Linked DNA regions of Homo sapiens: region 1 is linked to region 2. Evidence: read pairs that join two places in POLR2A ChIA-PET (ENCODE). Cell type or tissue: MCF 10A. All regions are shown on one strand. Each heading gives the region's core, and the rest is flanking DNA. Links, peaks and the distances in the headings are about the cores only.

The links. ChIA-PET counts read pairs that join two places held together with the same protein. Peaks named below come from ENCODE experiments on the same cell type or tissue, not always from the same donor. Only the 100,000 strongest peaks of a DNase experiment are listed, where the experiment ranks them.
Region 1: POLR2A ChIA-PET joins it to region 2 with 5 read pairs; 2 of 35 experiments call an interaction of 5 or more read pairs at or near these places.

Annotation. Positions count from the first base shown.
Region 1 is chr21:27,268,022-27,270,953 of GRCh38, reverse strand. The region is part of intron 1 of LOC102724355 (a long non-coding RNA gene); the gene reads left to right. Among named protein-coding and RNA genes, the nearest start is that of ADAMTS5, 300 kb to the right of the region's middle. In MCF 10A, for the core only: no CTCF peak of the experiment used is centred there; a DNase peak (open chromatin) is centred at 1,103.
Region 2 is chr21:27,003,868-27,006,799 of GRCh38, reverse strand. No RefSeq gene overlaps it. Among named protein-coding and RNA genes, the nearest start is that of ADAMTS5, 38 kb to the right of the region's middle. In MCF 10A, for the core only: no CTCF peak of the experiment used is centred there; no DNase peak of the experiment used is centred there.

The DNA.
Region 1 (2,932 bases), core at 160-2,659, 260 kb before region 2:
GAAAACACTCCTACTAATAGATAAAAAATACTAACAGGCCAACCTCATACACTAAGTTTGCATTATTTTATAAGCTTTCAAAAAATGATGTGACATGTCCCATTAATGGCAGGTTAATATATTTCTATGTCATTTGTTTCATCTGCTGGAGCCACCAGGCAAGATCACACATATCTCTTCTACCATAACATTCATTGCACTTTTTACAAGGACTGATTGTGCCATAGCCTTTTTTCCCTTCTAAAAAGTGACTTCCAAAAGTTCTTAACACTTATTCAATACAATAATGGATACAATAATGAATACATAATAAAGCCATGGATGAGTCAGTGAGTGAACTTATACACAGCAGTGGAGAGTATCAGCCAAATCTCCATGTTTTGAGGGCTTACTAGTGAAAGAAAGAATCATAAGCTCTAAGAGCAGAAGAAGAGAATTTCTAGCTGAATTACCATCGAAATAGTTATGGAGATAACACATATGATATGGTTTGGCTCTATGTCTCCACCCAAATCTCATGACAAATTGTAATTCCCAATGTTGGAGATGGGACCTGATGGGAGGTGATTGGAACATGGGGGTGGACTTCCCCCTTGCTGTTTTTGTGACAGTGAGTGATACTGATGTTTCTGGTTACAGTAATTCAAGGGTGACTCCCACTGCACCAACTGTATTCCTTACAATGAGGGAGTTCTCATGAGATCTGGTTGTTTGAAAGTGTGTCTGAAAGTGTGCACTTCCCATTAGCTTGCTCTCTCCTGCTCTGCCATGGTAAGAAATACTTGCTTCCCCTTTGCCTTCTGCCATGATTATAAGTTTCCTGAGACCTCCCAGCCATGCTTCCTGTACAGCCTGTGGAAGTGTGAGTCAATTAAATCATTTTTTTTCATAAACTACCCAGTCTCAAGTAGTTCTTTATAGCAGTGTGAAAATAACCTAATAAAACCTATTAGATGCAGATATTGAAAGATGAATATGCATGGGTACATGACATGGAAAAGAAAGGATCCTCAAGCAGAGGAATACTGTCAATAAGGATGCTGAGGTCAAGTAGGCCTGCAGATAAGTGGTGATTCAGCAACCTCAAGAAGCTCCAGGACTAGTGACTCAAGGGAGAGGGAGGGAAGGAGACAAGTCTGAAAAAGTGGATTGGCTAAAGAAAAGGGTCATGTTGCAAATCCCAAGAATTGCATAAGAAAAGATTGCAAGAAGTTGTTTCACTTAAGAGAAAATTTGTAAATTTGTAATTTGTAAACAAATGAGAAAATACCTTAAACTTCCAGGACCCCAAAGGAATACCATTTGAGCAGCAAGATTTTAAAACATGTTTTTGTTTTCAAAAATTAAAAAATAGTCTTCCATGCTGCTGAAAAGTTTATGTTGATTTTTTTTCATAGTTTTCAAATAGAGGACTAAGCTTATTTAAATAAATAGATACTTTAAAGATATGTCAGTAGGAACAGAAAGGAAAGGAACACAGTGGATAAGTGGTAAATTAAAAAAATATACTAATTAGTAGGATTTGAGGTTATCACTTGAACACAAATGTAAACTGTTTGATATCACTCTCATATTTGGGCCTCACATGTAAAAGTGTTATTAAAGAATTTGCAAAGCAAGGAGAAACATGTTTTACATGTTTTTTTTGTCCACAATGTAGTTGTCATGAGACAATAGACTATTTGACTTAGCAAGTCTTCAGTTATATTGCCAAGTATATTGTTCATCACAAATAGCAAATCTTTCTCCAATTCAAATAAGAGAAACTTTACACTAAACTCTATCTTTCTTTCACTATAAAAACCATGATTTCTTATTTGTTGCCTCTTGCCATAAATCAGCTACTTTTCTAAGTAGTGATAGTACTCCCTTTGGAAGGGAGAGATTGTAAACTGTGATGTACCACTGCTGACAGTAGAATTTTTTATAAAGCCCAGTTGTTGCACACACAAACAAAACAATATCAGGTCATGAGAAACATTGTTTTACTCAAAGCCCTATTCATTTCTATGATGTTTCTCAGTTACAAGGGAGCTGTATCATATTTATGCCAATTAAAAATTCTTTCCATTTGGAGGAAAACTCAAGGAATGTGCTTTCTAAACAAAAAAATAAAAATAATTACTACCATAGCTTATCAATTCTTTACTCTGTTGATAAACAAATCACTGTTACTTTCAGCAGGCATTTAAAAGTAAAACAAGGCTTGAGTTGTCTCAGAAGAAAAATTCCAAGACCTTAGAGAAAGCTGAGTAATTAAAATAGGAGACAGTTAACTTGCTTTTAAATGGAGGTACTAAAGTAAAAGCAAGACATAGCAAGAAAGCAACAATTCTTCTTCCCTATGCGGTTTTCACAAGCCAGCTACAGTAAATTATTAGTGAAGAAAAACAAAATCTACAGTGATTCTCCATGAGTCAACAGTGAATTATAAGAAAGGGCTGTGGTACAGGGAGAGTGTTACATACATTTTGCAGATAGTATTGTTTTTGTTGGTTTTGAAGTACTGTTAAAACAATATTTCAATTATACCATTCATGAATCACAAAGCTATTTTCAAAAAGTTGCACTTTGAAGTTTTTACTATGTAGATGATTTAAGTAGTGATGTCATACGAAAATAATCTCATAAAATTAAACTTAACATGAAGATTAAAAGTTCACTAGGCTTTTTCACTTAGTGTTTGAAATTTTAAAAGACAGAGACAAACTAAGGAAGGACAGAATTGCTTTTAAAATCAGAATACATGACAGAAATCACAGAACAGGAAGAGACTATAGGCTGTGTAGCCCAACTGTGTACCCAATGGAGGAAAGTCTTCTAGATCAATGCTTTACCATAGATGGCATCTTCAGGACTGAGGATGTTGTTAAAATGTAGGTTCGGCATGGCAGTTGAGATTCTGCATTCATAACAAGTTCCAAAACAATGC
Region 2 (2,932 bases), core at 288-2,787:
ATATTGAAGCAAAAGTCTGCTTTCAGGAAGTAGATGATAGTGGGGAGTGAATAAAGAGACTAATATTACTTGTGTATTGCTATTTCTTATGCATTGCTTTAAGCCTTACTCTATTAGGGTATGGCTTAAAGGACTAAAAAGCATTATCTCTAGCTTCAAGAAACACACAGACACATTAAAAGGATGATTGGTAAATAATTTGTGCAGATGGATTTTAGACAGTCAAAGGAGATATTTCTGTGGTCTGGTAAACAACAGTGGTAATAAAACAGATTCTAAAAATGAGATTTCCTGAAAAAGCAACAGAAATGAGATGTAAGTTCTTGATGTTTCTCTTCAGAAAATTCATTCTAAGTGATTCAGAGAGCCATAAAATTTTTAATTAAGAAAAAATGAGATATCAAACAAGGCTGCCATAAACATGGTTTAATAATGTTTTATTTTATGCTAAATATTGTATGAGAAAAAATAATCAGTTTTATTTTATGTTAAATACTCTAAGAGAAAAAGGGTAGAGTGAGGACAAATTCATTAAAGAAAAGGCTTACTATCATCTGATTATATTTTATAAGGCTGCAAGTATGCTAAAGACTTGTACCAAAGGGACAGGTCATTGTTTTATAGAGTAATAATCAAATCATTCCAACACATCTAAAAATAATATCTTTTGTGGCAACTTGGGTGGAGCTAGACACCATTATTTTAAGTAACTCAGGAATGGAAAACCAAATATTGCATGTTCTCACTTATAAGGGGGAGCTAAGCTATGAGGATGCAACGGCATAAGAATGATATAATGGACTCTGGGGACTCACTGAGGAGGAGTGGGAGGGGGGTGAGGGATGAAAACCTACATATTGGGTACAGTGGACCCTGCTCCGGTGACGGGTACACCAAAATCTTAGAAATCACCATTAAAGAATGTATCCATGTACCCAAACACCACCTGTACCCCCAAAACTATTGAAATAAAATTTTAAAATAAAATTATCTGTAATTTTCAGATGGCATTTCTTTATTAGCAATTAGAACTTCTATAGTTTTCATTTGCCTTTGCTTTTTCAACTAAAAAAGGTATTCTGGTGAAAAAACGCTCTGCTCAAGACAAACAATATCTAAATTTGATTCGTGGAATATATTGAAGCCCAGATGGGTATTATTTGAGCCATGGATTATATATTCTTAATTTTTATATTTTAGATTACAAAATTTAAATATAAATTGAATTAGAGTTCTTATATTTTTTAATATTTCTTTTTCCTTTTTAAGTTTCTTGTTCTTATATTATGTCAAAACTTTTTTGCCTGGTTGCTTCCTATCTCTGAATCAAAGCTGCTAAGATGCGATGACTTTATCATTGTAAGACAGACCTAATAATTTTTAAAATAAATAAAAATATTTTATTATCTAAACATATTAATCCAGAAATTCCAAGCAAAATTTATCTTTAGCAGTCATTAAGCAGCTTTACAAGACATAAACTCTTCCTGACGCTTGTCCACACTTTACCGTGTATTGAGTTTGTAATGTATTCCAAACAAACAATGTTATTTGTTCTGGGAAAACCTTATTCAAGAATCATTCAAATAATCACTGATTATTTAGTATGTGTTTCACATTCTAATAGAGACAGCGAACAAGATACAGTCCTTGCCATCATGGAGAGCCCATCATGGAGCTTATAGCAAAAGGAAGGAAACTCATCAAATCTATAACCCATTTTCTAGGATCGACAAAATTTTGAGTTCATGCAGTACAATCAGTTCTATAATTTAATTTATTGTGATATAATCAACAACGATTTAACAAGAAAGATCTATCAAAATAAGATGCAAGAATCTCATAGCAATCCACCTTCTACCATATAAACTGCTATCTCATGGCTAATTCCTGTCCCATATCCGCCTATTGAGTAGGTAGGTACTGGAAGTTAGAGCTGAGAAGCTCCACTGAAGCATGATGATTGCATCTTCCATGTCCCCAGAGTTGAAACCAATATGGCTATTTCTATGGTTAGAATTTCCTTGTGTTGACAAACATTAATATGCTCAACTCAAAGAGTGATCCAAGCTTTTGGAATCCATTGTTTACATAATCATGGAATATCTTTTTTAGAGAAGAGAATACACACTTACGAATACAAAATTAGATAACAGGACTTGAAAGAGGTTAATGCAAGGGTAGCCCTGAAATTAGTTATAATTAATAAGAATTCTTATAATTAATAAGAATTATAACAAAGAAAGATCATACAAGCAAATAAGAATAAAGTGCATACTCACTCACATAGACACACTCATACACACACAATCAAGTACAGGACTCTACCACCTGTGAATAAAGTTTTGAAAATCCTATGACAATATTAGCAGATTTAATCCAGCTGTACATTAAAAATATATTATAACTATCTAGAGTTTGTTCCAAGAATAAGGTCCTTTTTATTTTAGAAAATATGTCAATTTAAGTTACTATATTAAAATTTGAAGGAAAAAGATATTATCAATTCAACAGTTGCCAAAAATTATTTACTAATTTACATAGCCATTCTTGATTTATAAAACAAAACGGTCTTCTTAGAAATCTAGACCTATTTGATTATACATCTGTAAAAAGTTCATCTTAAAAACAGTAATTAATGGAGAAAATTCAGAAGCACTTTCATTTAAGCCAGAAATTTAACATTTTACTAGAATTCTTGGGCATGACAATAAAATAAGGGAAGGAAATAAAAAGACTTACATACTATACTGGCAAATAATTTACTACAGAAAATTCATGGGAATTGTTTTTTAAAAATCTATTGGAACTTATAAATGTTTAGAAACACACTTAAGTACAAGGTAAACACATAAAATCAATAGCTTTCCAATAAGCCAGTCATAATAAATTTTTAATGTAGTGGGAGAAATAGTCACAGCAGAAACTGATG